2 separate regions of the Homo sapiens genome follow, and region 2 is linked to region 1. Evidence: chromatin loops called from intact Hi-C (ENCODE). Cell type or tissue: PC-3. All regions are shown on one strand. Links, peaks and the distances in the headings refer to the core of each region. The heading gives the core; the rest is flanking DNA.

Region 1 (17,167 bases), core at 6,210-11,209:
CTGTCTCTACTAAAAATACAAAAAATTAGCCAGGCGTGGCAGTGCGTGCCTGTAGTCCCAGCTACTTGGGAGGCTGAGGCAGGAGAATTGCTTGAACCTGGGAGGCGGAGGCAGCAGTCAGCCGAGATGGCGCCACTGGACTCCAGCCTGGGCAACAGAGCGAGGCTCCGTCTCAAAAATAAATAAATAAAATAAAAAATAAAATGTGACAAAGCAGTGTGGACTAATGAAGAAAATATAGAAGGGGAAAAAGTAGAACATATAATGTAAGCTAAACCTAGCTGTAAAAGGGAAAGCTGTTTGCTGCCTTGGGGTCATCCCAGCACTTTGCTGCGTTGAACTATGCTAGTTGAAAACCTTATTCTTCAATAGTTGCAATGCCTCCTGTGAGTCTGTACATGATCTGGTCTATGGCAACACAATCATTAATAGCAAATTGATTCTGACTATCAAATCTTAAGAATTAATTACTTAGATCACCTTTTGAGGTATACAATTTTGAATGTGATGTGATAGATTGCTATGAAGTTAGTATTTAGTTCTCTTCAATCTAGTTATAGATTTCCTGTGGCATATTGCCTTTTCAAACCATTATACAGAAATTTCATAAATCATGGAGAATATTTAGTAAGAATGTAAGTTATAACAATTTGGTTTGTTGTGTTTGCTCCTATGTCCTCCTGCCTTTACTCTTTGCTGCCTTTTTCAGGGGCTCCAGCTCCATCCATGTTGCTGGAGAGGACATGATTTCATTCATTTTTATGGCTGTATATTCTACCGTGTCACATATGTTCCACATTTTCTTTATTCAGTCAACCATTGATGGACACTTAGGTTAGTTCCATGGCTTTGCTATTGTGAATACTGCTACGATAAACATATGAGTGAAAGTGTCTTATATAATGATTTCTTTTCCTTTGGGTAGATACCCAGTAGTAGGATTGATAGGTCAAATAATAGTTTTATTTTTTGTTCTTTGAGAAATCTCTGTACTGTCTTCCATAGAGGTTGAATGTTGAACTAACTTGCATTCCTACCAACAGTGTATAAGCATTCCCTTTTCTCTGCATCCACACCATCATCTTACACAAGTCAGAATGGCTGTTATTAACAATTGCTATTATTTATCTGATGATTAGTAATGTTGAGCATTTTTTTGTTTGTTGGCTGCTTACATGTCTTCTTTTGAGAAATACTTGTTCATATCATTTGCACACATTTTAATGGGATTGTTTATTTTTTCTTGTTGAGTTGTTAGAGTTCCTTGTAGATTCTGGATATTAGTTCTTTGTTGTAGGTATATGTTGCAAATACAATTTTAAAAGTGTCTTTTTCTGTTCATTTCTGTTTAGATAACTACCTCCCATATACGCTTAAACTTTTTGCTTGCTATTTCTGCATTTGTCCCACTCAAAATATTGAATCCTTAATTTATTAAATAATACTCAATTTTGAATCCACATATTTCAAAGTCATCTGACTTTGTTTTTTGTTTGTTTGTTTGTTTTTGAGACAGAGTCTCGCTCTGTCATCCAGGCTGGAGTGCAGTGGCACCTTCTTGGCTTACTGCAAGGTCCGCCTCCTGGGTTCACGCCATTCTCCTGCTCAGCCTCCTGAGTAGCTGGGACTACAGGCGCCCCCCAGCATACCCAGCTAGTTCTTTGTATTTTTAGTAGAGATGGGGTTTCACTGTGTTAGCCAGGATGGTCTGGATCTCCTGACCTCGTGATCTGCCTGCCTCAGCCTCCCAAAGTGCTGGGATTACAGGGACATCACGCCATGCCCAGAGTCATCTGACTTTTTATATGTAAAGATATGCAAGTTAGATTTGACCAACTTGCCTTGAGCCTATTATGTACTGGCTGATTTAAAATAATTATAAGTACTCATCAAAGTATGAATTTTTGATTGATTAGCATGTATTTAGTAATATTTCAATCAGCAGAATATCTATCATGCTATGCAAGTAGTTTATTTTAAATATGCTAAATGTTAAAAAATACAGTACAAAACTTGACTAATTTTTTTACAGCACATATGGATGAACTTGACTACTATTCAGACAATATTGATAAAATAAGTAAGGCAAATGATACCATTTTTTAAATGTAACATGGTATGAAAGAAATAGTCAATATTCTGAGTTTGCCTTGTTAAATAACAAGTAGGTTGGCAATTTCAAAGTGCAATTGTTTTCACTTTGACAGAACTTTATTGTTTCATTGTGAAAATATTTTAAAACATAAACATATTCAACTTAAGGATAATAAAATGTAATGGAAATCGGCATAATTTAGAAAATGTTATAAAAGTTAAAATTTGAGCAATTCTACTTTAGTTCATAATTTTATTAGAGCACTTCTTAACACATGGAGCATTTGTTAGCATTTTGCAGTTTTACACATTCCTGATATTATTGCTACTTCAAATCCACTCACAAATTAGCTAGCCTACAACATTACTTTCACTTCACATTTTATGTTTTTATAACTTTGTGCTTTTCAGGCAAGCTAATATGAAAACACCCTCAATATTTTATGCCTGTTAGAAATATAGATGACATAGTACTCTTAAAAAGTGTCTTGTATCATACATAATAAAAACCTTCTTTATGATAAAAAAAATTTTCAAAAATGTTAAATTATTTATTTCACTTAATTCCCATGGAAACACTATGTAGGAAACTATACGTCTCCTAAAGGTTAGGAAAATTCTTTTAATTTTTTTGTAGTGTAGAAAATAGTTTTGTTAGTTTTTAAAGTGAAAACCTGGTTTGAGATAAGAAGCTATCATGCCGATGCAGGCAATTAGAATTGCGTTCTCAAATTTTCTTCTGAGATCCTCACAATAGCAGAAACTACATATGTATCTCCTATGTACTATGAAAGTACTAGTTTTTCCTCTATCAAATACAACTTGCCTAGAAATGTCATTAAATAAACAATCCTATGATTAAACAAGTCAGTATTATTTTATCTCTGATTCTGTGCTAATATATATATGGTTAGAAAAACAAAATGCAATGATTCTTCTCTAGATTATTTTTATGTGAGTTTAGTAGTCTTAATGTCATTGTATGTGAATTTTTTATGTAAACATCATTCATTATTATTTTTATTTTCTTGTGTTTTTGGATTATATTTTCCCAAGTTTTCATATTATGATTTCATCAGGTAATCCCAGAAAAAGAAAATATTTTGGCTTCCTACAGACACAGAGCACCTCATTACTCAGCATACAAAATAGTGTTCTACAATGTGTTTCCACAGAAGAAGCTTCTCATGTTAATTTTTTTTGGGGGGAGGAGGTTGAGATCTCACTCTGTCACCTAGGCTGGAGTGCAGTGGCGTGATCTCGGCTCACTGCAACCTCCGCCTCCAGGGCTCAAGCAATCCTCCCACCTCAGCCTCCCATGTAGCTGGGACTACAAGTGCATGCCACCACACCCGGCTTTTTTGTCTTTTGGGTAGAAGTGGGGTTTCACCTTGTTGCCTGGGTTGGTCTTGAACTCCTGAGCTCCAGTGATCTGCCTGCCTCGGCCTCTCAAAGTGCTGGAATTACAAGTGTGACTCACCACACCCGGCAGATTCTCATGTTAATTCTTAGTTATCATTAGCCACACTCAGTGTACTCCTTATAGCAACTTTGATAGCTCCACAGCAAAACAGTGTAAAAAGAATTATGTAAAATACATTTATAGATGAAACCATGCATGTAGTTCCGCAGGCCATTATTGAGTTCACTATTAATCATTTGAGTGTTTTCATCTATATTTTGGTAAAATTCCTAATTGTATATGCGTATCTTGAGCAGCCTTTAATTGTCATTGAAAGAATAATTGAAGAGAAAGAATTATACTATTGAAAGAATAGTAGAAAAATTATCTTCAAAAGGCTTCATATATCCACTATGTGCAGAGAAACCATTTTCATGAAGACTTTGTGTTCATGATAAGAAAATTCTTCATTTATATTTTTTTTTTGCAACTTATTTCTTTCTTGTACCTAATTTCCCAAGAAGTTATTTAGGTAACATACATGTTATACATACATATACTCACACACACACAAATGTTGTACATGTGTTTTTGTTAAATCGTGTGATAACTTAAGCAGAAAACTATATAATGCCTTTCTCAAAAGAAAAATGTAGAAGATAGAATCAAACTTTTGTAATATTAGTTGAGAAGTAAAACTGAATATAATAACATTATAAATAAATTGGAGAAAAAGAAATATTAAAATAAGCACAGAGATTAAAATGGTAAGGACAGACAGAAACTCCAACTGGTTTCTCTTCAAAAGTCCAAGGAATCTAGTGAGTACTATTGCAACACAAGAAGCACATGCAGAAAAGTGGCGTTTTAAAAAAGTACTTCTACATACTCAACAAAGATTTCTGAGTGCTTGCTCTGCATCAGGCATTATGGATGAAAGGGGACAGTCTCAACCTTCAAAATGTTTGCAGTGCAGAGAATTGAAGCTTTACACAAACAGAATTTTAAACATGAGATAAATAGTAAAATATGTGTGCACAAAAAACAAAGAGAGAGGGCTACCTTGATCTGCCTTGGAGAATCAAATAATCTTCAGGAATTAGGATGTGTTTTGCAGGTAGAGAACTTGAGGGCTTTTTTAGACATAAGAAGCTGCATGTGCAGAGTCCCAGGAAAATGATAGAGTAGTGTGTTTTTGGAAAAATTAAAATTTGCAGTTGTTAGAATATAAAGTGGAAGTCAAATCTTGAAGAAGAGACTGTCCCGATGGCGATAGAATATGAGGGAAATTTTCTAGCAAGGTAGTAGCATGATTAGATTTCCATGATAGAAAAATCACTAACATGGAATGGAGGGTGGTTTGAAAGAAAGGAGCCCACTGAGAATGCACTAGCAGCAGACTCTATAGGGGATAATGAAGGCAGGCCTAGCAGCAGATAGTGATGGGAAGTTATTCCAAGAGGTGGCTCTAGTGCTCATGCAGTTCATTCCCCTAAAACTTCTATGGGAAAAAAATGCAGGCCCCCTCAAATGTAAAATAAGACTCATGTAGCCTCTAACATAAGACTGAAGACATCTGGGGCATAGTCACAATGTTATTTATTCTCATAATTGGTAAAAGTGTCATTTGCATTTTAGCAATTATGTTATAGATTGATGATTAATCAGCTAGAATGACAGGTGAAAAATTATGTAGTTCATATTTTACTAGTGATCAGCATTATTTAAATTTTAGGAAAAAGATGTTATACAATGTGGAGAATAACTCAGTGCAGGGGTGGAGAATAATGAGAACTACTGTCTGCTTATTGAATAATACTGTTAAACAAGTGATACGAAAGATGATTTTTGTAATTTTTTAAAACTAAAATAATTAGCAAGCTGGAGAGTTAGCTCAGTGTCTAATTCATAGTAAGTGTCTAAAATTTTTGTTATTAATGAGAAATAAAACAACAAAACTTCTAAGTGTTTTTCTTTCTTGGGTTGATTTAAAAATATATATATGAAAACATAATGATAGTGACATATTCTCTCCCCCTGAAATCTGTGGGCCATGTGCCTAAGCCCATTTTTTTTCCCCGAGTCTACACCATTTGGTTGCATCTATTGAGTGTATCTTTGTATTTGAATATGTGTCCTTGTGAATATATGCATGAAAATTTTAACACTTAGTCAAAAGGTGCACACATAGATATTTTTGTCTTGCCTTAAATGCTTAAAGACCAAATGGAAAATGAGGCGTTTCTCTCCTATAAAAACACCAATTGAATTTACACTCGGGAATGTATTTTAGAATGACATCACAAAATGTAAAATAAAATTTAAAAATGAGTACTTTTGAGGAACAAGAAATCCCAAGACAGAAACTGATGAGAATCAATTAGTATTGACACAATCCTAAGGCAAAACTTCTAGCTGTATGCCCAGAAGTATCACTCTAGGGCTAATATTCATTAAGCTGCTGAAGATATTTATTAAATTTGCAAAGTTCTGGAAACTGCAATTATAAAACAAATAATGCTGTAGGCTAAAATATGTTGGATCATTTTATGTAGAAATATATGAAAGATTTTAATGACATGATTTACTGCTAAAGTTGGAAGTAGCATTCCAAAAATAGAAAGTACTTACTTTACAATTATATGTAATAGGCAAGATAATCCTTAACATCAAAGAAAAGGAATATTGTCTTCCTCCTTTTCAAATGATGGGCCAATCTTACCTATGAGGAGAATGTGTTGGCTACAGTGGACAACTTAAGATTCAGAAGCTAGTCATTCTGCCTCCCCTTCCCTTACCCCATTAAGACTATGCTCTATTCTGTGGCAGCTGCTTTTGCCATTTACGTTAAAAGCAGATGGAGAAAACGCGAAGAAGTGTCAGTTTTATTGCCATGTATAATCAGCATCTGGGCTGTATGTTACAGACACAATCAATCCAAAGACATATTTTACTGGGTATTATAAAAACTTTTTGTGTTTCTGAGGCAGTCCCCAAATTACAGATAGTGCTATATTTTAATCCTGTTGATCACAGAGATTGCAGCCAGTTATGTTGTTTCAGCTTCAATGTGAATGATGTATGTGTGTATGTGTTTATTATACAGTTACGGAGTTATCTGCAAAACTGTACTGCTAATTTGTTTAAAAACATGATTTGGGACCATATATATTTATTTCACACTAGAAATCAAATCATGTGTGAGATTTATATATACACATATAATTTTATAGTGTATGTGTGGGGGTGTGTGGGTGACGTTGCAATAGTCCCCCCTCTTCCACAGTTTTGCTCTACATGGTTTCCGTTACCCATGGTCAACCTCAGTCTGAAAATATTAATGTATTTTGAGAGAGACCACATTCACATAACATTTATTATAGTATATTGTAATAATTGTTGTATTTTATTATTATTGTTAATCTCTTTAAACTTGATCACAGGCATATAGGAAAAAAAAGTGTATATAGGGTTCAGTACAATCTGTGGTTTCAGACATTCAGGGGGTCTTGGAATGCATCCCCTGTGGGTAAGGGGAGTCTACCATATATGCTGTAGACTTTTTATTATTTAATATATTGTGCTATATATTCTATTTTTGATTGCATATACATATTTTTATTACTTCACTATTTTTGTATAAGAAATAAAATACCATATTTTTTTCTACATCTCATGTAATTTTTAGAAAACATTTATGGTAAGTTCTATTCTCCCCATTTTTCAGGAAGAGAAACTGAGACACAGCGAAAGAAAATAGCTTTTGTAAGGTCCAGAGAGCTAATCAGCTGCAGATCCAGAATTTAGTCCATGTCTATATAAGTGCAAAGCTCATACTTTTAATTGCTAAGTGACACACCTTGAAAAATTCTATGTATGTCTATAAAATGTAGAAATATCTCTTGAGGAGGGCTATTGAAGATTTGGCATGTGGATGTTATTTTATATAGTTTGTCAAAATAACACGATTTTAAAACATTGAAAATAATGTCTACGAATTGAACGCTAGAGAGCTGAAAATGTCATTTAAAGTGCTAATACTGTTTAATATCTTGTAAATGTCTTTAGAACTAGTTTTTTAATTGCCCAGTCATACACACTGCATGTTGTGTAGTCTACTTATGTAAGATCTGCTCACCAAAACCATTAGTTTATTTTATGTGTTACAGAGCCCATCAGTCCACAAGTGGCAGAATTAGACTTCATTGAGCTAAAAGATAGCTGCACATAATTAACATATTCTAAGGGTCTTGTGTTTTAAAGCAGAGGGATATTTCACCATTTTTTATTTTCTATAATTTTTGAAATAGACACCAGAACGTGTTATATATTGTTGGTAGTTCATTCTTTAAGAGCTTTAAAGTCGTGAAGACATGTATAATGAGGTAGCAGTAATTAGAGAGCAAGAGAAAAAAATTGTAGAAGTGGAGACAGAATGGGAAGAAGTTTTTTATTGGATAAACATACTTTTGAGTTATTTTTATTAGTGCAGTTAGAAAACTGTCTTCATCTTCTCATATACTGAGCATGTAACTAAAATTTCCTTCTACATTTGAAAGAGTAGTAACAGCCATTGCTTTGGTTTCATGTGTGTGTATATGTAAACACACAAACACATACAGTGATAAAATGTTATGCAATCATTTACATAAGTTATGTGGAGAAAAAGGTGTTGGCTCCTTTTACATGGAAAAGTCTTTCTTGTAGTATGTGATTTACAGTACTTTCTTCCCCTAATCACTTTCTAAATCTATTTTTACTTTGAAACTCAAGATATTGAATTTTCTCCGAAGGACTGACATTTGAAAATCTCTTAATTATGGTGGATTTTATCCATGGCATGCAAATATATCTTAGCGATTATACTATCTATTTTTGGAATCCCAGAATGTTTTTAATTAGGTTCTTTATGGAACAATGGATTCAAATTTGCACTCTATAAAATTCAGCAGCTTCTATGCTATTAAAGCACAGATTACAGGACAGCAATGCTAGAAAATGTAAATTTTATTTGCCCTTTCTTTTTACCTCAACCTGAAAACTTTATTATTTCACTTCTTTATTTTTTATAATCTGATTTAAATATGTTTTCCTCTTTTTGTAGGACAAAGGACATCATTTGAGATGTGTGTTGGGTTTAGTTTATCAAATATATTCTAAAATTCTTACAATGAAAAGGAAAACCCCTTTATTCTAAAGACCCAAAAGTTTGCAATAAGTACACATTAGTTTATTGTTTCTCCACTAAATAAGAGAGAACAGACATTTTATAATATATTAAAATTTATTGTTTGACATCTGTCCATGGTAGAATATTTTCCTGCTTGAGAATCTGTCCCTCTGAATGAAGGATGCAATTACGTTTTGCCTTAATGAACTGCTGAGACAGTGCAATAAAAACCAGTTCGCTGCTGAGTCAGTGTGAATAACAACATAAACTCTGTTTCAAATACTTTTTTTGGAACAAGATTGAAAATAGATAAATGAATAAAAGTAAACAAGTCCATGGTACATGTCATTGTACAGCTTTCTGTGGTACATGTAAATGCAATAGTTTGCAATGTGAAGATCAGGTCCTTGGTACATTGCAATAACAGATGATTCATGCAGCATGACTCAAGTGTGTCTGAAATATTGTTTTTGCATATAAAAATATAATGCCATTTTATCATGACTCTTCTTTGTTTTATAACTTTCTGAGTATGCAGCATTTTCAAAAAACAAGGCCTTATTTATTGTATAATTTGGGTTTTTTTGGTGACAATCATTGAAATTAGTTGTAGATTAATTACAGAAATTATCATAACATATATTTGAGTGTCATTAGAAAAATTAGTGATCATTACGAGTATTCTAGTTTGAGACTTTAAAATAATAAATGAATTTTAAATTTTCCAGGGAAAATCTTCAGTTATATTAAATTATAGAATTAGTTTGGTCACATTTGTGAGTTAAGGTTATTGACATTTCAGAAGTCTCTATGCTGAATATAGCATTTAAAAATACTTACATTGGAGAAATTCATTTTGAAATCTAACTGCAAAATAAGATTATTTATCAATAAAACTTTCACAAATGTATGAACATCTCTGTTTTTTGATTATCATTGAATTCCAGTTATACAGCTTAATATTTTGTACAGAGTAGACATTAAATATTTATAGGGTGAATGAATGAATTAATGATTATTGGTTTCTTTAGATTATTTTCAAGAACCTGAAATAATATCTATGAAAAGTAGTATATGAACTAGCTTTGCATTACTATTAAAAGAAATCTACTAGTCACTGAGAGCTATTAATTTTTTCTCATCATAGCACTACGTTATTGTGAGCAAATCTTTAATACATTGAAATAATACTTAATTGACCAAGACATGAAGAATCTTCCAGCGAATCAATATTATTTCATCTATAGCTCGTATTCTCTGTATTTTTATTGATTACATTTTAAGCTTAAAATTTTACTATAAGAATGAGTAAAGGCCAAAAAGAATTACTCTTAACTGTCAATCAAAACATTCTAATCAATAAAGTAACAGGCAAATGATTTACATGTCCTTCACTCTATTTAGAGCTTTTGAAAAAAAACTCCCTTTCTTATGACCTAGATAAATAATACAGAAGACAAATTCATATTTCCATCATACAGTTTATTTACTGTCTTCTGGAGTAAATCCACCTATTAGGAGCCAAAAACCCAGTTAGCAGGGATATGTGAAAACGAATAGAATATAGTGGAATAAGAACAGAGGAGTTAAGAGGATGTCCTTGGGTATGTAGGAAAAGGCACAACTTATTATACCTAAGAAAATAAGGAAAGGATTTAAAAGGAGGCCATGCTTTCACTGTCTTAAAATAACTAAGCATTGTTAATATCAATACTAGTATAAAAGTATCACTAATATATACATGTCCAATAATAAGAAAGAATTAAGGAAATAGGGTATTTTTCAACAGTGGAATATTATGAAGGCATTAAAAGTAATGTCTTACAAAATGTTAAATGATATAGCAATACATGTATGATATGTTATTGGATGTAAAGACAATACACCCAATTCTATTTGTAGTAATACCTCAATTACATAAAATATGCTCAAAATTCTATATGCAGTAATACCTCAATTATATAAAATAAATATGCATAAATAAATATGCAAGCAAAAAAACACTAAAGTAAAACTCCCTGATCTGAGTAGGGCATTATGGATTTAGTTCTTTTAATCATATTTTTACTTTTTCCAAGTACAGTGAGCACCAAGGAGATAGAGTGTCTCATCAAAGGGAAAAAAGATTGTTAGTAATATCAAATGTTACAGTGAGTTCAAGAGCAACGAAAACTGAGGAAACCCATTGAATGGTGAAATAAAGAGGTCAGAGAATGAACCCTGATACTGTTGAAGAAAAACCGTAGCACCATGAGAAGGGCTTTGAAATCAGAAAAGACCAAAATTTTGGCAATTTCATTTAATGTCCTAGGGATAATTTGTTTTGATTTTATTTCCATTAAATGTTACGCGTGTGTGTGTGCATGTGTGTGTGTGTGTATGCGTTAAAGTATTACCAACGTTCAATAAAAATGAATTAATGTATATGACACATATATGGTCAGTATGTTGTCATGATATTTATTCATATTTAAATATATACACATATGTATACATACATATATATATAATATATATGCATATATTTTTTCAAATCCGGGCGGGAAAGTGGAGCTCATGCCAGTTGAGCTTTATTTTCCTATTGAAAGTGAACTCTATTTTTCTGTTGAAAAACAGAGGGATTTAATGTAGAGAATAGACTGAACAGTTGAAGGAAGGTAACAGGGAAAAAACTGCTACCAACCCAGGGCTATAAGGACAGAAGAAGCTGGTATTTTATAAAATTAGGAGGTGGCACCAACAGAAAGTAAAATTAGGAAGGAGATGAGACCACTGCTGTGGACATCCCCTGAGACAGAGAAGGGAAGAAATATCCTGGCTTCTTCTCCCCGCCAACCTTTCACCACCCTCCCAGTGTCTGTCACTGGCAAATCTCACAGTAGCCTGTTGGCAAATGAGCCTGGGATATATGGTTCACTGGAGTCAGCTCTTTGGGAGACAGAGCAGAACAGAGGAGAAGGGGATGGGAAATGATCATAACGATGTTTGTTTGGAGTGAAAGGAGGCTGAGAAGCAACATTTTTTTGATAGACTAAAATATGTACCAAAAGACTTCATGCAATCTACTTATTTGTGCGTTTCATAACTAGGTGGGTAAAATCTTGTCTTTCTCTGTTAGCAGGACCATAGAATAGATGATATCAGTTATTTTCAACTCTGTGATTTTAGTATACCATAAAAATACTTCAGTTGTGCTCAAATGCACTTTGCTGCAGTGGTTTTTATGTGAAATATTCACAAAATGAATCCACAGAGTCTAGACTGTCTTACTGAAAATATCTGTAGCATATATGGATTTATAATTTAACATTTTGCCTCATAAGAAGCTTCAAAATTAATTTTGTGAGTATAAAATTATTTTTTAACCGATCATATGCTTTCCATAGAGGAAATAAAAGGCTTATAAAATTTAATATTCAACAGTAATCTTCTTTGTGGAAGAGTTATGATTGTATCTAAAATATGTAATAGATCTATTCAGTATTTCTACCTATTTCTCTAACTTATATTAAGTTAATTAAAATGTACTCCTAAGTTAGTTTCTTAAAGGTATTATTTCTTTTGTACAAAGTCCAGACTTAAATATTGATGGATATGTAGTACTTAAAAATCTGAATATTTTAATTATGTTTATAATTGCTTAGTTTTTAATCCCAATTTGCTTCACATTTAGGGACAGAAAAATTAAATTTAGTACTTATTTTTCAGGAAAAAAATATATCACTCATGAAGAACATCAACTTTACTTCTTGACATGAATCCTGAGCTTGAATTAAACATGTCCGAAGGTTCACATTTCCATTTAAAAGTTGAATTTTTTTTCATTGCAGACGTTTGGAACAGAACACAATCAAAGTCATCCCTCCTGGAGCTTTCTCACCATATAAAAAGCTTAGACGAATGTGAGTGAACAATATTCTACAATATATGTAATTTTAAAAATTATAGAGGTCATGAGACCATGCAAAGAAACTTAAGTATGAGTATATAAGTGTTTGACAGCTTAAATATTAAGTGATGTGACTGTCTGATTACTAGCTCTGTAATAATATTTTAATCTTAATATCTAAACTATGTAATTTTTAAAGGTCTGTAATTTAGCATATTGATTCATACAAATGTGAATGTTTATGGTCAATATATTTTGCATATGAACATATGTTCAGGTGTTCTATTGTCAAAAATAAGACATAGCATCTTATATGGGAAAGTAGACAATGGTTATTTTAAAAAGTATGATTTCTTTTTTAAATTTCTGATCCTTCAGATGTTCAATGTTGCACGTTTTGGACATGTCTTGATAAGTACAAAACCAACATTTAAAAGCCATACATAGCTTTTTCCGCAGTAAATCTCACTGACATTTGATTGAATGTAACCTAACCCTATTTCTAATCTTAGTGACCTGAGCAATAATCAGATCTCTGAACTTGCACCAGATGCTTTCCAAGGACTACGCTCTCTGAATTCACTGTAAGTATTCACTGTGTCACTGAAGGAAAAGAGAAGCCACAACAAAGAGTGGCTACCTTTTTTAAATTGGGGTTTAAAAAATGCTCTCAGGTTTTTATTATGAATAATGAATTATTAATAATGTTAATTATTATTAACCACTTCTGGGTCCCATTATTTTTATGGAGGACTGCTACCCATCACTAAAATTAGCCAATTTTTAGGGGTGTATATTTTATAGTTTGATCATTTTGCTGTTAGGAGAGCAAGAGTTAGATCCCCTTTTTGACCATTTTTTTATTTCTTTTTTTTTTTTTTTTTTTGAGACGGAGTCTTGCTCTGTCGCCCAGACTGGAGTGCAGTGGCGCCATCTCGGCTCACTGCAAGCTTCACCTCCTGGGTTCATGCCATTCTCCTGCCTCAGCCTCCCGGTAGCTGGGACTACAGGCGCCTGCCACCACATCCAGCTAATTTTTTTTTTTTTTTTATTTTTGGTAGAGATGGAATTTCACAATGTTAGCCAGGATGGTCTGGATCTCCTGACCTCGTGATCCGCCCGTCTCGGCCTCCCAAAGTGCTGGGATTACAGGCATGAGCCACCGTGCCCGGCCCATTTTTTTATTTCTAAAAGAAAAAGAAAATATTTATTTTGGAAAGCATGTAGCTAGTATCTGGAGACAATATCAGTCTCCTTTGAAATGCTAGGCAAAATCTTGCTGAGAACACTTGAAGATGACCACTGAGAGGAAACCTCCACTCTTTTTCATCACCTTAATACTTTCCTAAAAGAATAAGCTTTTAATCTCTCAAAGAACAAAGATTTTAAAATATGACAGCTTTTTAATGTCAAGAGAACCTTCGAAAGATAGCTATGTAAATTAAAGAAGTTTAAAAATAAATGTATAGCAGCTGTTATTAATATTACTTCACACTTGTAAAAAAATCTTCAGAAGTCCACCAAGTAACCTTTAGATCAGATTTAAATATTCGAAAGTGGAAGTCGGCACATTTTTATTTTTTAAGAGCCGAAACTCAGAGAAGGGTTCTTATTGATGTCAATTCCTGCCAAAATATTTCAGATATCAGAGGTCAGGGGTAGCCAATGAGAATGCCAAGATACACATGTGCGAGACCCAGATAAACCCCTGGAGTTTGTGGAACAACTTGCTGGCACTCTTTCCAAGGGGAGAACTAGATCGGAGTGCTCATCTGGGCACATGAGTGTTCCAGTTGCTATGTTAGTCTGTTTAAAAACAAAAACAAAAACAAAAAACACTACAGTTTTCTTTAAAAAGGAAAATGGAAAACTGTTACTTAAATGGCAGTATCTGCTTGGGTTCACTTTTGCTTCTTTTTGACTTGGAGGGTTTTGACTAGAAGAAGCACGAGATTAAAGGAACAATTGTTGGCAGAAAATATAGCGTGTAGTCATGTATTGCTCTCAGGCTGTACTGTCAGGTTCTAAAGTAACTAGGTTCAGTGTAAAACTCAGATCACCCAGTCAGATTGTCCATAAAGTACTGTTAGCACCATTCTGAACAGTAATACTATCCAGAGTAAACATTGACAAACTCCCTGTCATACAGAAGGACAAAAGGCAAATCAGCATGTCAGTTCCTGATTCTCCACAATTTTGGTCCTCAAAGATAACCATTAAATGTCAAGAAGAAGAGAAATCAGTGGGAAATTCTTATTTATATCGGCTTGCTTGCAGAGTTTGATATTAAGCTCTTCCCTTAATAATGTTAATTGACACTTCTGTGGTTGTGAGAATTAAAAGAAAATATATAAAGATATTTACAAGTAAATTATAAATAGAACAGTTTATTATAATTTGTTACTTCTTTCAATAAATTACATTATGTTTGTTGATAAACAGGGTTCCTGTAATTAATGATTATAAATTATGTAATCTAATAAACAATAAAATAGTGTGTTGTCACTCCTTTTGCTATTTGCTAACACATGTAAAATAACATGCTTGCTACATTGAAATCTAAGGCCTCATGATGAGAGCACTCACGCACACAGTTGTTTTAGAAGGCCGTAGAAAAGCTTTATCTTTACTTGCAGATAAAGTAAACTGCAGTTAAGTCAGGGAGTTAAGTCACTGGGGTTTTTCCAGTTCAAAATGTAGCAACGTGTGGAAGATCACAAACTGTTTGCCAAAAGTGGAATACCTGCATAATACTGTAAAACAGATAAACTGGAAAAGAATCAAATAACTGAGTTATTTTAGAGAAAGCCCACGTGTTATAACACGTATCATTTTCCTGGTCACGTTCACAGTTTGAGTTCACTTTCCAAAGATTAAGTTATTTTCCCCTCCATAAAATATATAACTACACACATTTGCAATAGCTCTTTTCTTCATTGAACCACAGTTAATATGTTCAAAAGAAATGTATTGGGCCCGATTATGTACTAGGCCCTAGTAGAGGGTCTAGAGATGCAGAGTGACCAGAACACAAAAATCCCTGCCTCATGGAGGAGACCAGTGATAAACTGGCAAATGTATAGTATACATAAAATTTACCTATATTTATAGTATTACATCTATCTGTAGATGAAAATGCTATGAATAAAAATTACAGAACAAGGGATAAGGATAGCTGTGGTTGGCGGGGGGAAGCTAAAACCTTAAATAAGATGATCAACAAAGACCTGAAGATTTGAGCTATGGGAGTGAACTGTGTAGATAATGCAGATATATAGAGGAAAGGCATTCAAGACAGAGGGAACGGTTAAGTACTAAGGACGTTTAGCAGGAGTATGCTAGATGTTTCAAGAATTAGCAAAAAATATCACTGCTACTGGAGAGTAGTGGGTGCTTGAAACTGAAATGATGAAGAGAATGCAATTGTAACTACAGGTCTGAGACACTATAATTAGGGTGGGAGAGGAAAGCCAGTGAAAGCTAGATTTGCAGAGAAGAATTGTGCTGGAGATCATGATAGTGACCAGGAGTTAAAATCTTCCAGAAGGGAGCAGAGTACTTGGGAGTATGTAGTTTACTACAAAAACCATGCAAGTACAAGGCAACACCTCTTTTTATTTAAATAAAAATTTTGCTTACAAGTTTTGCTTACACCTGATATTTTAATACCATGTCTTTCTAGAACTGTACTCAAGAATATAGCCAGATTAATATAATCACTACAATTGCTAAATAAATAAAACTATTTAAAGGTGATATGATGCCAAGCACCTCTACTGCATTCTACTTAAAAAATAAAAATTTCAGCCAGGCGTGGTGGCTCATGCCTGTAATTCCAGCACTTTGGGAGGCCTAGGCAGGCGGATCACTTGAAGTCAGGAGTTCAAGACTGGCCTGGCCAACATGGTGAAACCCCGTCTCTACTGAAAATACAAAAATTAGTCAGTCAGACATGGTGGTGCATGCCTGTAATCCCAGCTACTCGGAGAGTTGAGGCACGAGAATCTCTTGAACCCGGGAGACGAATGTTGTAGTGAGCCAAGATTGCACCACTGCACTCCAGCCTGGGCAACCAAGTGAGTCTCTGTCTCAAAAAAATAAATAAATAAAAATTTCAAGTTATTAGATCACCAAATTTCATCTCTTAGAGATAAGTGGACTTGATTTACCTAATGTTTTTTAAGGCCTCTCCTACTAAGAAATCCTATACTTTTTTTTATTAACATTATCATTTATTTTTATTACGTATTATATAAAATTATAATGTTATACTAATATATTGTTACATAGTATAATATGCAATATATTAACAAAACAAAAAACATTCATGTCGTTTTCAGGGATTTTAAAATTTCTTTCAATGTGACATCAACAAGATTTCTATAATATTTAGTAACAATTTCTTAAGAATTCAGCATACTAGTATTTTTAGCATTGTCTGTAAACAGTTTTTATTGTTTTCTGCTTATTACTTGGAAACTTCCTTCTATAGTAACAAAACGTTTTAAGTGTAGTATCATTGTAGCATACTGCTAAGCATATGACCTTTAGGACACTAGGTGGCTGTGTTCAAATCCTGGCTCTAGTACTTACTAGTTAGAGGCTGAGCTAG
Region 2 (17,167 bases), core at 5,479-10,478, 52 kb after region 1:
GATATATTTTATGTTGTCAAAAATTTCTCCCTCTTTTCCTTGATGGTTTCTGGATGTTATAACTGAGCCTGTGAAAGCCTTCCTCACTCCACATTTATAAAAGGAAGATCTTCTTTATTTTCTTTTAATACATTTTTATTTTTACATTTAATTCTTCATTCTGGAATTTATTTTGTACACATAATGTGAGGTGGAAGCCATTTGCTTTCTCAGGTATCCAGTTGTACCAAAACTGTTTATTTTATAGACCGTCTTTTCTGCACTCATTTAAAATGCTTATTATAAACTAAAGTCTCGGAATTTCTCTGGAGTCTATGAGTTCAGAAATATAGGAAGTTTAATTTTTCTTTTTCTTTCTTTTAGTTCTCTACATGGAAATGACATTTCTGTTGTGCCTGAAGGTGCTTTCAATGATCTTTCTGCATTATCACATCTGTGAGTACCTAGTTTATGAATATAGGTTTAGGGTCAAACACTTCCTAATGAGTGACTTGGAACATTCCTCTGCCAGTTATTTTACTGTAACATCATAAGATGTAATTGGTTTCATCTTTAAAGAAAATGTGAAGATTTTCAAACTGGATATGATGCCTTCTGCAAGATGGCTTTAATTTTCCCTTCTGGCTCTTATTTTCCAGTAGTCGAATTATCTTTGCTTAGCTAAACATGTCTCTTCTACAAATATGGCTCTCCAACTTTACTAGCCTATGCTTTTTCTCTCATTATTATCTGATTCTAGAACATCAGCTCCCTTTTAATTATCTATCCTAACCCTGCTTTTCTAAGTCACATCTCAAGTATCACCTTCTCTATGAAGCCTCTCCTGATTTGCTCAAAGTGGATTTACTTATTCAGCATCAACTGTGGCACCACACAAAAATAAATTCAACATGGTTCGAGACTATAGTTTGGAAGTAAGACACAGCCAAATACTTAGATTGGGTGAAATGGCTTTTCCTTTATGTTTTCTCTGATCACAACTTGTTTGTACCTCCATAGTTTTTGGAAGTACAGTATAACCATTTGAAAATATGTGATAAGTGTGGTCCAAAAAACTCATTTGGGTCAAATTCCATGATTTTATTATTACTAGGTGTAATGTTAAGATCATGGCAAACCTAGAAGGAAGTTCAGCCAGCAGCCTTAGGATCCAAAGCCTCCTTGGCTGATGCTGAGTTGGGTGCTTGGTGGCAACTATCTATTTAACTATGCCTAAACAGCAATGTCAGTTGTGCCCCAGTTTCCTAGAAGAGATTGCCTGCCATATCCTCTCCTGGTTTTGCACTTCTCTCGAAAACCCACAAACTCCAAGAAGATACGATTTTACAAAATTGAGAAAGGAATAATCATTTTTCACTCCAAAAATATACATATGATTGGAATTTTAAAATTTGCCACCCAAAAGTCTACGCTTTTACATCTTCTTTGAATTGAATTGAAGATCCAATGTTCAATCACATTATGTCTGCATTTGCCTTATAGAGTCTGTGTTATCAATTGATGTTTTGTACATCAGTCTATCAGACTGGTGCCTATTAATATTCCTTCCACTAAACTACTAGGTCCAGGAAGGCAGAGCCTTTACATTTTCGTGTTTGAGCCAAGAACCTACCTCTAAGTCACTCCTTTACAAACTCCATGGCTGCCACGTGCATGAGCTGCAATATGAAGGAAGCTACTAGCTCAGAGATGCAGGGCTGTGGTGCCCTCAGGCAGAGAATGCAGGCTGAATGAGGAGGTAGCCGTTCTGCTAGTGTTATGGTCAGGCATCAGAAAAGGCTTCACAGGAAAGGTGCTGCTTGAGCTGAGCGGAACTTCCCTTCATGTTACCAGCCTCCTCCCGCAACAGTGAGAGCAAGTAGAGTCTTCCTTGTTCTGTGCCCTGCTCTGCCTTGCATTTCTTTTTTTTTTTTTCTTTATATATATAAAGAAATTTTATATTTTATATTTTATTATACTTTAAGTTCTAGTGTACATGTGCACAACGTGCAGGTTTGTTTGTGCCTTGTCTTTTACCCCCTAGATCATAAAGAGCTCTGCTTTTTCACTTTTCCCACTTCCTCCCCTGTCACATCAAGGACTTAAATGTTGATAGAGATGAGATCAAATGACTAAAAAACATCATTTTGCTCATTTTTAATTTGGAAGGGTTTGAATCTGACATACATATGCAGGTAACATTCACTACATTCTGATTCTTAAACGGGGCATTAAAACTTCCACAGTATCGAGTATTATGATTCTACACATATATTTCAGGGGCTACCTAAAAAAAATAAGATAACTATCCTGACGGTAGACCTAGTAGGATTACTAGTTAGAAGCTAATTGTAAATCAGAAGTAAGCAGTTTTTAAATGCCATTGTATGCATCTACGGCTTCAATCCAACCTTTATAAGGTTATGAGTCCAGGTCTCAGTTTCTTAATCTGTAAAGTCAATTATTAATTAAATGGACCTTATAAAGTTACTATTTAGGATAAAATGAAGTAATTCTTATAAATGGCTTATCCCAGCTCCTGCATATAGTAATAGTGCAATAAATGTTAGCTATTACCTTGATTACTTTCCTGTCACTACTTCTAATGAACAACCGTAAAATGAACGATCTTGAAAAGTGACAGACAGCACCCAGTGCAGGTCCAGCTCAGCTCTGGTGAGCTAGCTCTAGACATCTTCAGTATTTTATGTTCTTTCTTTGTACTTACCTGTCCTTTATCTGTATCATTATTCCCAACCTTTCTTTCTACTTAACTCTAACTATCCTACACAGCTTAGACTTTCTTAACCACCAGCCTCCCAGAAAAGTTAATCTGTTTGTTCACCATCATCTTGTAAATACTTCTCCTACATCACTTCTAATGAAACTTCTTTGCATCTGTGAGTATATCCCAATGCTAATGCTAATCTCCTCTGCAGCAGGGGTTCTTTGGAGGTAAGAATAATGCATTATTTATATTTGGGTCCTCAGAACCTTGCATTGTGACTTAAGTCATCAGTAAATAATTGGTGAATGAAATAGTAATGCACTCGGTGTGTTTACACTCAATATAAACACGTCTCTGAAAATATTAGGAGACCTTCTAAAGCAACATGAGTGTTGACACCAGTGACAACTCACTAAATCCCAGTGCACATCATTCAGGAAAATGGGGAATCCCCAGTGTCTCTATTTTTTTGCTAAATTGTTATCCTCAATAAATCTATGGGGATTTTCTGCTGAGCATCACTTTGAATTCTTTTGCCCTTAGGAAATAACAATACTTCCATACTTGTGTGTGTGTGTGTGTGTGTATGTGTGTGTGTGTATGTGTGTGTGCTTCTGTGGTGTTGTTTTTCCAGAGCAATTGGAGCCAACCCTCTTTACTGTGATTGTAACATGCAGTGGTTATCCGACTGGGTGAAGTCGGAATATAAGGAGCCTGGAATTGCTCGTTGTGCTGGTCCTGGAGAAATGGCAGATAAACTTTTACTCACAACTCCCTCCAAAAAATTTACCTGTCAAGGTATGGTTTTTAATCATTTGTATTTCTTTTAAGAATTACTATATTAAGTAAAAAAGAAAAAGACAACCAATTGTCAATCCAAAGGTATGGTTGAAATGCCCAGTAAATGATTATTTTTTCAGCCCATGCTTGGACAAGACAGAGCAGTTACCTGAGGTGCCCAAGTAAAGAATTAGGCTTTTCAAATAAATCTCAGAAATAGTCCATTGGTAATGACCAAGTTTTCTTGAAAGTGTATCAAAAAACGTAGAGTTCACAATTTCTGGAAATTCCTTTCATAGCCTCTAACAAGTCAAATGTTTTGCTTTTGCCCTGTCTGAACATGTGCCCTGCTCCTAGGGCTGCCAGGGCCCTGTGGCTTCCTCATACCAGGTAAGGAGAAACAGGCCCTCCCCAGTGTTCAGCCCAAACCTTCTGACTCGCCTTATGTGCTGCAGCCTTCCTGTGTTGATGTTCTTGTTTCTTGCTTGTTTGTATCCCTTTCTTTTCCCTTTGTTTGATGTATTTGTGAATCTAAATATTGTCAGAATAACAAATATTATTTTCCTTTTTATTACAAGAATAATACATGCCCCTAAATAGAAAAATATGAATAATAAGAAACAATTTATTTTCTGCAAGAAGAAATAAAATTAACCATTAGTCAGCATACCTGGAGATAACGACTACTAAAGTTATTGTGTAAATATTTCCACTGATGGTAGTCAACTATATGGATTTAGGTTCCTTATAAAAAGTGGGATAAAGTTTACTATTATTCTTAGATTGTGGGGTTTTGGGGGGGCTTTTGTTTTGTTTTTTTTTTGTTTGTTTGAGACAGAGTTTCCCTCTGTAGCCCAGGCTGGAGTGCAGTGGCACGATCTCAGCTCACTGCAACCTCCACCTCCCGGGTCCCGGCTCAAGCAATTCTCCTGCCTCAGCCTCCCGAGTAGCTGGGATTACAGGCATGTGCCAACATACCCAGCTAATTTTTGTATTTTTAGTAGAGACGGGGTTTCACCATGTTGGCCAGGCTGGTCTTGAACTCCTGACCTCATGATCCACACCCCCTTGGCCTCCCAAAGTGCTGGGATTACAGGTGTGAGCCACCACGCCTGGCCAGATTGTGTGTATTTTAAGAAGGTCACTCATCATTATTAGATGGAGGAGAGAAATTCTTGAAAATGTTAAATGTCTAATCAGAAAATATTGATTAAGCATGTTTTATGTGCAAAACTCAATCCTAGGTGTTATGGAGCATAGAGAACTTCATGGTATGGCCTTGCCTTCCATGATTTGAAAACCTAACTAAAAAGATAAGCTTTCAACATTTGAATATTTATGGAGGAAAAACGTACTTAAGTAGGTAATGCTGTGCGGTGGGTTGCAGTGTGAGCTCTGAAGCCCAGCCTGGCTGGAGCCAAATTCCAGCTTCACTTTTTGGTAAGAGTTAACTGTAGTTTAATTACTTTACTAGTCTGTGCCTCGGTTTCCTCATTGTAAGCAAAGGTGGTGATGGTTACAGTCTGAAAGGATTTTGTTAAGATTAGATAATATAGATAAAAGACTGCCTCAAACACAGAAACATTCAATATGTTAGCTGCTGATTGTATTGTTATAACATTTCAAAACACCAAAAAAAGGTGATGTAGGACACTTCATGGTTTATTAATAAAAAAGTAATTTTCAAATCCTATACATACCCTCAACGTTTTTAATTTGGCCTCTAATCTATTTCATGGTGGTAAATGTTTGCAAAAGGTAATTTGCACCACATTGTAAATATTGACATTTTAAAACAAAACTCATCTGAGATTTTTTTTAAATGTATCTGGTGGAATCTAAATATCAGAGCTAATTTTATAAAAGGAAAAAAACAAGATCCCCCTTAATATATTGCATTGTTTTTTTCTTAAACTGTATTTTCTCCTTGAATTCCTATTTTCAATACCCCAGAAAATTGTGTCATTTTTTTGCTCCAAAAACTATGTATACAATTGAAATTTTAAAATTTCCTGCCACCAAAAGGCTGTAAGTTTTTACATCTTCTTTGAATTGAATTATTGCTGTTAATATTAGTGCATCACTGATTGAAACTACATAATTATTTATCAATATTTTATTTTATTTAAAGTTGAAAGTGAAATTTTATTGCAGTGCCTCTCTGGGATTATGTGCATTGATTGCAAGAATTTTTGCAATAATCTTTCCTTTACGATCCTAGATCTTTATTGGGACAGTGTCCTGTGATAAGTTTCTGGTGGGCTGAGAAGTATATCATTATTTTGTAAAGTGAGAGAGAGATGATTGTCAAAGGGGAGGAAAGGAAGGTGAAACTGGCATAAAACCTTCTACTCAGCACATTATCAGGCAAATTTCATGGGGAAGTTGACAAACTGCAAACTGATTCTGTTACACCTTTCTGTGCCCAGCGATACTCATACTTTATTTTCAATAATGCTAATGCTTATCTGTATTTCTTAAAGTTTATAATTCCCTACAGGTATTTCTTGAAAAAAAATTATAACACAAATCTGAAAAAAGTTGCATATTTGTACTCCACTCTTAGAGCATCACAGTTTACACTAATTTGTGAAATGCTCTTGGAAGTCCAAGATAAGTCCCCTGTCTCTCTCTCTCTCTTTCACCTTGGGAATCCCAATTCTCTGAGACCCAACAATACTGAAATTAGGCCAGACATAACACTACAGTGGTCTCTAAGTGTTCAAGTGAAAGAAAGAGTCTCATATCTCTCACATTAAATCAAAAGCTAGAAATTATTAACAACAACAACAACAACAAAAATGTAGCAAGGAAGGCCACGTTGAAAGCCGAGAGAGACCCAAAGCTAAGCCTCTTGTGCCAAACAGTTAGCCAAGTTGTGAATACAAAGCAAAAGTTCTTGAAGGAAATTAAAAGTGTTATTCCAGCAAACAGACCAATGATAAGAAAATGAAACAGCCTTATTGCTGATATGGAGAAAGTGTTAGTGATCCAAATGGAAGACCAAACCAGCCACAAAATTCCTTTAAACAAAACCCTAACCTAAAGCAAGGCCCCAACTCTCTTTATTTTTATGAAGGCTCAGAGAAGTGAGGAAGCTGTAGAAGAAAAGTTGGAAGCTAGCAGAGGTTGATTCTTGAGGTTTAAGGAAACAAGCCTTCTCTGTCACATGAAAGTGCAAGGTGAAGCTCCAAGTACTGATGTAGAAGCTACAGCAAGTTACCCAGAAGATCTAAGATAATTGATGAAGGTGGTGACACTGTTAAACAACAGATTTTCAATGTAGATGAAACAGACTTTATTGGAAGCAGATGTCATCTAGGATTTTCATAGCTAAAGAGAAGTCAGTGCCTGGCTTCAAAGTTTCAGAGGACAGGCTGACTGTCTTGTTAGGGGCTAAGAAGTTGAAGCCAATGCTCATTTACCATTCCGAAAATCCTAGAGCCCTTGATAATTACGGTAAATCTACTCTGCTTATGCTCTATAAATGGAACAACAGAGCCTAGATGAGAGTACACCTGTTTACAGCATGGTTTCCTGAATAATTTAAGCCCATTCTTGAGACTTGTTGCTCAGAATGATTTGTTTCATAATATTACTGCTTCTTCACAGTGCACCTAGTCACCCAAGAGCTCTGATGGAAATACACAAGGAGAATGATGTTTATATGCCTGCTGATGCAATATCCATTCTGCAGCCCATGGATAAAGGAATAATTTTGATTTTCAAGTCTTATTTCAGAAATACATTTTATAAGGCTACAGCAGCTGTACATAGTGGTTCTTCTGATGGATTTGGGCATAGTAAATTGAAATCCTTCTGGAAAAGATTCACCATTCTAGATGACATTAAGAACATTTGTGATTCATGGGAGGAGAGCAAAATATCCATATTAACAGGAGTTTGGAAGAAGTTGATTCCAATCTGCATAGATGACTTTGAAGAGTTGAAAACTTCAATAGAGTAGGTAACTACACATGTGGTAGAAATAGCAAGAGATTAGAATTAGAAGTGGAGCCTGAAGATGTGACTGAATTGCTGCAGTCTCATGATAAAACTTCAATGAATAAGGAGATGCTTCTTACGGATGAGCAAACAAAGTGGTTTATTGAGATGAAGTCCACTCCTGGTGAAGATGCTGTGAACATTGTTGAAATAGCCACAAAGGATTTAGAATATTATATAAACTTAGTTGATAACACAATGGCAGAGTTTGAGAGGATTGACTCCAATTTTGAAAAAATGTTCTACTGTGGATAAAAGGCTATCAAACAGCATCACATACTACAGAGAAATATCTGGTGAAAGGAAGAGTCAATTGAGGCAGCAAAATTCATTGTTGTCTTATTTTAAGAAATTGCTACAGCCACCCCAACCTTCAGCAACCATTACCCTGATCAGTCTCACCAGCCACTAACTCCAAGGAGACAACCTTGGCTAGCAGAAAGATTACAACTAACTGAAGGCTCAGATGATCATTCACATTTTTTAGCAATAAAATATTTTATAATTAAGGTATTGCATTTTAAGACACATTTAACATATAATAGTATAGTTAAAAATAACTTTTATATGCACTGGCAAACCAAAAAATTTGTTTGACTGTCTTTATTGCAATATTCACTTTATTGCGGTAGTCTGGAACCAAACCCACAATATCTCCAAGGTCTGCCTGTACATACATTCATACCTACGTACATCTTTGTGTAACTCAGTATTTATCTGACTAACTTGAGCTTTTTTTACATTTAATGACTATAGAATCTCATATACTTAATGTAGCATGAATGGAAATATGTTTCAGGGAAAATTAGCACTTTTCAGCACTGCCCAATACAACTTTCTATAGTAATAGAAATGTTCCAAATCTGCACTATTCAATGTGGTAGCCACTAGTTACATAGGATTATAGAGCACTTACAATATGGCTAATGCAATTGAGAAAAATAATTGTTATTTTATTTTATTTACCTTTAAACTGAAATATACATGCATGTCTAGTGGCTACCATAGTGGATAGTGTAGTTGCTACAAGAACTCAGAGGGATAATTTGTGTAAAAGAAGGAGGGCTGTGAAAGATGTAATGACATAAGTGGACAAGCAGACAAGTGTGAGGATAATGCTACAGGTGGGCATAACTGTGGGAGCAGAGCTTGCACGTAGGAAACTTCTGGACCTGTTCCAGGGCCACCAAAAACAGTTGAGCTAAAACTTGTTAATTGTCAGATGATGTAAAGCCTAAATTTATCATTTCAACTGTGGAAGTTCAGTTTAATATTCACTAAACTATAAGATCAATAGATTGCACGTATTTCAAAGTATACCTTAAATAGCAAACAGCATGCGTGTAAGCCAGTTGGCAAGCAGAGTAGACATTCAAGACTCAATCAATATAGTTGCAGTTGCGTTTAGAAGACTTAAGAGTTTACTCAGTTTTTCTGTAACTGAATTTTAGAGTGATAGGCACTGAAACTTACAGTGCCCTTTGCCAGCATTTGTCTCAGCATTTGTCAAGCTATTTTGAAGTTTCATTGTCCTATTAATGAAGACTCTGCTAGTTCAAGGTTTATGACAGTTTAGACTGGATAGTTGCCAATACTACTACCACTACAAATAATAATAACAATAATAGCTAAGTTCTATTGAATAGTTTACCTAATGCTGAGTACTTTACATAGATTTTTATCTCTTTTAATCTTTCCGCCATTCTTATAGTGAAAACTATCATTTCCCCATTTGAGATATGAAAATATTGTATTTTAGAGTTATTAAGCAATTTTTAAAAATCACTCAGCTGCCGACTGGAGTCAGAATTTGAACCTTGACTCTGATTCCAAAGCTTACTGCTTAAGTTTATTTTAAAGTTTTTAATAAAAGTATTTTCAAAATAAATTTTCAGTGTAAATAAGATTGCCACCCTATTATTGAAACATACTTAGAAAATGAAAATTCTGAACTACCCTCAAAAGCTTTACTAGAAATATTTACTTGTAAAAATGGATTGGTAGAAGGCCAAGTATTTTAATCTATTAATTAAAATAATTCATTCAAGGAAATCCACTGAGTACTATACTATTAAGCATATATGCTTTTTGAGTTTTAAAGCAGCAAAGTCATGTTTCTTTAAATGTTTTATAATTGAGGTTTACATATTTTAACTTAACTTTCCCTCTAGTTATGCCAGTCTAATGTATTTTTATTTTATTCATGAAAATTATGTAAGTACAAACTCTCAATATTAAGGTTTGTCAATGTATAATTTCAAAATATAGCAGGAAGACAAATATTTTTAATTGAATGCATGTTTACATAGCTATATTTAAATACAATTTAAATGTTTTTTTCTGCTAAAGGATGCCATGCTGTTATTTTGAGTCATTAACTATTTTAATAAAGACAAAAGTGTTTTCTTTATGGTAAACTCTCATCATTTTGATGCATAACAGAAATAAATGAACAGGAAGAAATTGATTATCAGATCATATTTAATTAATACCCAGATAGAGCATCCCTGAGTGGGAAGCAGATGGCCATGACTTGTCTTTATAACCCAAATGTCCTGACCTCATCTTTTAAATATAAGATGACGTTAGAGTGATTAAGCAGTCTGCAATAAAACAGTTTTTGTCCTCTCCAGATAGTCATTGAGAAAGTCAGTGTGGAAAGTGGAACATTGTTAATTTCTAATATTCCCTTTATTTCTCTTGGTTCAGGAAGTTTTAGCTATGGAGGCAACTAAATTATTTTTTTATTTGAAAGACATTTATTAAATAATTACATATGCTAATGAGTGAACAATCTAATGGAGATGACTTACATGTGCTGAAGAGTGAACAGACTCATGGAGATGAATGATATGTTTATTCATTAATTAAACAAATATTATTCAAGTTCGTACAATGTTCAAGGCACTGTGTCTAGGTGATAAGAATACAACAATAAACAATTCAGAGTAAAACCTCTGTCCTCATGGACCTGATACTCTACTGATAGATACTTTTAAATAGATAATTCTAAAAAATGGTATGGAAGTCTGGTGATAGAAATATGTGTAAGATGCTAATAATATATCTATACCAGATGACTATGGAATTGTAACTGATACTGTCAGGTCCAAGAGGCCAACAGGAAATTCTTCTTTTGAATCAAATGGAGTATAACACAAAGAGGGGAGGAGGCCCAAAAGGGGAGGGGTCTGGTAGCCATGAGCTCAAAAGAAAGGCCAGGATACGATGCTGAATGTACCTCATTACTTCATTTGTAAAGGCCAGCTGAAGGATCAAAGAAACCTGAAACATTGGCATAACCCATGATAATCAACATTTAGCATGCTGTGGTTGATCTCTTCCTCTAATTTTATATGTTAGGAATCCTCTAGATTCTGGAATTCCTGTGAAAAACTTCACAATTCTCAGCAATAACATTGTAATATTATTGTTTTTCTTAGCAAGTTGATGTTTTCCATTTTGGACGAGTTTTTGATAGGCTTGAGTGGGAGCTTTTGTTCTGTGTCTTAAAATTATTGATATTGTCGTTAGTCGTTGAATTAAGCATGAAGGTGATTAAATAATTGAGCCCAACCTAAAGCAATGAAAAATTCAGTTTTGAAGCATTATTTAGATCAGTTTTGAAGCATTATTTAGAATAATAATTATTCAAAACTGATCAGTTAGATCAGTTTTGAAGCATTATTTAGAACTTGGTCAAATCTTTTTTACATTTTCAGATTTAGTATTACTAGTACATAGTTGTATCTTGGAAATTACCTTAGATTTTGGAGGTTTTGATTTGCTTATTGGCTAAAGAGAACATTCAGGTTTGGATATGGTAGTATGCTAAACGTACCATTTAAAAAAGGGGGGGCTCTTTTATTATACTTTTTAAAACTTAAAACACTGGGAAAAACTTAACAGATATTTATTTTAATAGGTAAAGAGAACTAGCAATTAATGCTCTGTTCTTATATGTTTTACATCCATATTCTCTCCAATGCAAAGATTTTATAAAATAATTATTGCCCTTTCCATGTAATTTTGGCTCAGGAAGTTCATTTAGTGGCCCAAAGTCACATGTAGGTGTTGCGAATGGCCAAGCCTGGTAATCCAAAAGGTGTAGTAATTTAGCCTTTGTGTTTTTAGCTAACGATTTTTACAATGCAAATTTACAGGATTTTAACCTCTGTCATCTGGAGATCATCTCCACCCCTCCACTGAAACTAGAACACCAGTATCTTCTATCTTGCCAATTTAGTGGCTTCTTTTTACTTATCTTTATTTGCTGTCTTTACATCTTCGACATTGGTGGCCACTTCTCCTTCCTCTACAATCTCTTGGCTTCCTCATTCCTTTTATTTTTTCACCCACTTTTTCATGTAGACATGTAGCATTCTATCTTTAGCCCTATCAAATTCTCAGTAGATTTCAATCCATGCCTTTAAATTTCTAGCCATGGCTTTTCTTAAGAACTTCACATTCATATTTCCATTCACTTAGTGGATTCTTCTCCCTTGATGGCTTGCAGAAACTTGAAACACATATTCTAAGACATGCATTCTCATTCCCCACATCCACTCTCTAATTGATACATGTATGTCTCTCCTGCTAAACTGTAAGTTTTTTCAGAAATTCAGGCATTTCACTTGTCTTTGGTCTCTGAAAATCTGGCCTAGTCCCTGGCACAATGTAGATGCTCAGTAAATATTTGATAAATTAATGATGGAATGTTGTTAACAAATATGCATTTGGTATTATTAATAAAACTTGAGAAATGCCATAATGTAATTGCAAGTGGAGCGTAAAAGCATTGGTTTTAAATAAAAACCTTCTTTTAGTTAATTATACCCAACATCAAATATCCCCAGGATGTTTTCCTGAGTTGCCTTTGATGTACCTCTGGCTTGATAGAAGGGCAGTGCTAGAGGATTTTGTTATTTGACCCATGTTTCCAAGGGATGCCAGAATGAAGGCAGATTCTAGAATATAGCTAGAAGTTTTTGTCTGGAGCTTTTGGTAATAAATCAAAATGAGATACAGTACTCACTGGGTAGCAATAGTGGTGTCAGGTGCGTAACTAGTGATTTTAGTCAAGTAAGCTAGTCTGCCTACAGGCTTTAATGGAATCGAGGTCCAACAGTTCTTCCATTAAAGATTAAAGTAACTGACAGAGACAGATTGTTAACCAAACTTTCTTCTCATTTTCTCTTTGAATTATTAAGCTAACCACACCTCCACCCATATAGCTAATGCTATAGTGCTCTCTTAATCAAAACCAAATCTTAAATCAATCCAGTTCACCTCGACTGTTCTCCTTCATTTTAGTGATGTTAGTAAAGATCTTTATCCCTGAAGCTACGTTTCCTTTCCCCTCCGTGGCACACATCTCATGAAAGCTAATTTGTTAATAATATGTTAACATTTCTTGGAACCAGTTAGCTTTAGAAAGGAGAAAAGCTTAAAGATTGCAGTTCTTTACCAAGCAGCAATGAAAGAACAAAGAGAACCTCTTCTGTTTCTTAAAGGTGTACTATTATTTCTGGTGCTTGTCCACACCTAATTTGTAAATCACAGTTGCTTTCCCTAACAGCTTAAAGTCATTAACTCTCAGTGTTGTACCCGGTGCCCACTTCTATTTCCCATGGGTTTCCTAATAGTCCCTGTAGTTTCCCCAAATTTGAGCAGCTCCTAGCATATATAGAAGGCTCTCAGGGAGACTGTGATGAATAGATAAACAGCAAGATCTAATTTGCCTTTGTCTGTGTTGAAATTTGGACAAACAAGAAAATGACTGCTTTTCTCCTTTTAAATAAAACACTTTTTGTTCCTCCTACCTATTCCAACTCTCTGGAAGTCTAAGAAAGAGTGTCAGTACTTGCCGTAATTTTGTATTTGATCTCACTAGGTTCCCTCCTTGACATTCATTGACATCTTAAAACAACCTATTGGAATGGCTGCCATTATCCTAATACCACACACTTAAGTAGTAAATCTGGGTTTAACTTGGGTTGGTGGATTTCAGATCCTATGCCCAAGATTGCTACATATTATGGACATCTTTTCACCTAGGACTGATCAAGTGTGGAAAATTCTGCCAAGTGTTGGCTTGCTCGTGGAGAGGTGTGCTTCTTCCCTCATTTTATGACTTTATTTGGCATCTCTTTTTAGCTCTGATATTATCTCCTTATTGTATAAACAGATTAAAGTTGTCATTCTCCTTGATTAAGAAGATTTCAGGAGAGGTGCTCTGAGAAAGTGTAGTGGATAGAAAATGAATCACAAGTTGAATGCAAACAGAAGACAGAAGATGGACTTAGAAGGGCAAAATATGGACAGGGAGATGAATGGGAGGAGAGCCAGATGCAAAGAATATTATTTCAAGAGATTAGACTATAGAAACAAGTGGATTTAGATAAACCAGGTAGATGTAAAAATCACATTCTGAAAAGGATTTTTGGTTAAGGAGAATTACAAGCTACATAAAATAGGAAAAGAAATTATATCATATTTAGACCTTTAGAGATATGAGAGGAGGCTGCTATGTGGAATTTGTTTGACTTACAAACATCTTTTGTATTACCCTTCACTCAAACTCAAGTGCTAGAAATAAGAAATGATTGTTGAATAACTGGGTTTTAAAAGATATGAAAAACAAGAAGCAAATAGAATGATAGCTAACTTTACCATTTTGGTAAAGTTGGTAGTCATGAGCTTTACCAACCTGAAGAAGTTGGAACTCAGTATTTTGCTATATTCCCAAACCCTATGCCACAATCAGTTCAGCAGGTTTAAGAAATTGTTAAAAGAGTCCTGAGTGTATGAGAATGCTTGTTATCTTGATTTTTTTTTTTTAGCTAAACTGAACATATATGAGGAGGCAACAATCTCCCATAACAAATTCCAGATATGAAAATAATTCAGCATAATTATCGCTGTGGAAAACCAAATTTGGTCTGGAATAAAATGCAAAGAAATTAGATAGTGATTATTAATCAGATATGGTCCGGTGGACATTTATTAAATAAATCCCCACTACGTGGTAAAATGAACATGAACTACTTCAGCCAGGCAATGATGCTGCCAGTATACTCGATTAAATTCTTCAAAGTGTATTCCATTTTCTTCCCTAAGACAATCTCTTTAATTTCTCATCTAATTACTCAAACATAATTTTTGGAACATGTCACATTCCACAGGATGAACTTACAAACTGCCAACCCCAAACTCCTTTTATTTAAACCACAGCCTTACAAGGTTGAAAGCACAGTAACAGGCCAAAAGACATTTTTTCTCGAGGCCGTGGGATGTGGCCAGATAAATGCTTATAGTCGTTGCATTTGCTGACTTGCTGTTTTGCTGGCATACGTTCTTCACCGTTCCATCCTACGCCTTTGTTCTGAGTTAGGTTCTTTCCTGTAAACTATTAAGGGATCTGCTAGCAATGAGCTATTTTCTTTCCTCTTGCTGACTCATATATAACTTTAGCAAACTCAAAACCATTTATTGTTAGGTATTATGCTAATTTAACTAACTGCTTTCACTGTCACCATTCATTTCTGCAGTGTGCTGAACAGCTAAGTTTTTTGCCCTTAATTGATAAATAAATTGGGGAGGGCGGAGAGAAATTAAATTTCTATGGAGCTTACTTTACTTCAGAATTAATGCCAGCAGTTTCCCAGCTGTAATTTGATATAGAGACTCCTTTAGTTATTGTAGTTACCAAGACAAAATGTAAGGGACATTAGCACTGGCACAGTCTCTCCTAGTGACTGAGGCATCACTAGAAGAAGTAAGCACCACCTCTTTCCCTTAATACGGTCATCCTAGGAACAGTTAATTTTCTCCTAATGGTTAAAAACAAACAAACAAAAAACAATTTCTATGTGGATACATTTCAAGAGTTTTTTAATCGATAGGAAAGCTAAACACTACAGGACACTATCATTTTCATGGATTTTAATTCAATACTGTTACTTGAATATGTGCTAGTATTTCCCAGGGTAAAGGATATGAAGAGATACAATGAATCTCTGTGGCCACCATATTTATTCATGTTCTCTTACATACATGAGTTTCTTTCAGTAGATCAACAACGCAAGCGTGGGCTGTAATCTGTAGAATAATTTGATGCAGGTAGTTTATGTGAGTAGAAGTTATATAGCTTTTTGGTGAAGGCACCTTAGAAGGTTAGAGCAGTAACGGTGGGGGTGCAGAGCTGCTCTGTAATTATCCACATAACTTTGCTAGAAATTGCTTGTGATAAAATGTTCAATTAGAATTATTGCTGCTTGTTCCAGTGAAGATAAAGAACTACAGAGAAATACTACAGAGTGAAATATAATTAATGTTGACAGTAAGAAATGTATGTGTTTTATGTATAAAGATGTCAGTGTCCTTTTCAGACACATTTGCCAAAAGGCCTTGTGGTGAGCTCTCACACAGAATGCACAAAGTATCATAGGTGGAACATACTTTTATTGAGGACAGTACAATTTCCACATTGTTAGTCATTTGTCCAATAAGTATTTGTGAACAAAGGAAAATGGCTGTGGCTAAATATGCATTTAATCGAGACCTTACAGCTCTTGAAGTCTTTTAAAGATGTCTCCCAAAACATGATTTTGCAAGTAAAGATCGTTTCAAAGATGTTTTCTTTTTGGAGAGGAAGATACAGAAACATCACCCATCACATATTGTGCAAATGAACCAACAAATAAACCGAATCAAAAGGAAATGAGGGAGATGATAATGAAGGTTACACTTTTGGTTTATTTCTATATGCATAAAGTGGCACTGTTTTGTATCTCCTATATGAAAGTCGTACTACTGAGTCAATGTTACCTGGGCAGGTGCATTGTATTGTGTATTTAATTACAGTGTTAAATTTCTACTTATTTCTAAAATTTGCTCACCCCACACCACACCCACACACGTAGTCTTCTCTGGGACTGACAATAGGCATGTCCATGAAGCAGGAGGAGGTTAAAGTACAGACAATGACCAAGAAACACATCCACATAAACTAGTCAGCCCATGAGGGGACTCTGTGACACTGGCACCATTAACATCAGATACCAACTCAGAGTCCCACACTGACTTCAGAGAGGCTCACAGTACATCCAATTGAGAAGGCCTCCTGTTGCATTCTTGAACATCATCGGAGGATGCTGATTTCTGGCTTGTCATGGATGAGAGACACATATAGATATGTGACCAATAATAATTTTATATGAAATTTACCATTACATTAAGGCATACAAGTAATTAAAAGTAAACTGGAAGAGCGTCAGTTGCTTATATTTTTGAATTAATTTTCAGGTCCTGTGGATGTCAATATTCTAGCTAAGTGTAACCCCTGCCTATCAAATCCGTGTAAAAATGATGGCACATGTAATAGTGATCCAGTTGACTTTTACCGATGCACCTGTCCATATGGTTTCAAGGTAAGTAAAAGCACTTTAAGAGTCACAGTTTGAGAGCATAACTTTTCTTGGTGTGCCTTTATTATTCTACTGTGCTTTCTGTATGTGCCAAGAACTACTTCACTCGACTATACTTGCCCCTTCTTCTCCAGGGGCAGGACTGTGATGTCCCAATTCATGCCTGCATCAGTAACCCATGTAAACATGGAGGAACTTGCCACTTAAAGGAAGGAGAAGAAGATGGATTCTGGTAGGTCATTAGTCT

What was found. Peaks named below come from ENCODE experiments on the same cell type or tissue, not always from the same donor. Only the 100,000 strongest peaks of a DNase experiment are listed, where the experiment ranks them.
Region 2: a loop joins it to region 1, with 11 times the contacts of the local background. A loop is called at or near these places in 1 of 110 quality-filtered maps.

The regions. Positions count from the first base shown.
Region 1 is chr4:20,497,999-20,515,165 of GRCh38, forward strand. SLIT2 (slit guidance ligand 2) reads left to right here. Exons shown (of 37, transcript NM_004787.4): 10 at 12,497-12,568; 11 at 13,068-13,139. Among named protein-coding and RNA genes, the nearest start is that of MIR218-1, 22 kb to the right of the region's middle. In PC-3, for the core only: no CTCF peak of the experiment used is centred there; a DNase peak (open chromatin) is centred at 9,003; H3K27ac peaks cover 1,116 bases.
Region 2 is chr4:20,550,464-20,567,630 of GRCh38, forward strand. It overlaps SLIT2 (slit guidance ligand 2), which reads left to right. Exons shown (of 37, transcript NM_004787.4): 25 at 364-435; 26 at 3,342-3,505; 27 at 16,799-16,923; 28 at 17,055-17,152. Among named protein-coding and RNA genes, the nearest start is that of MIR218-1, 31 kb to the left of the region's middle. In PC-3, for the core only: no CTCF peak of the experiment used is centred there; no DNase peak of the experiment used is centred there.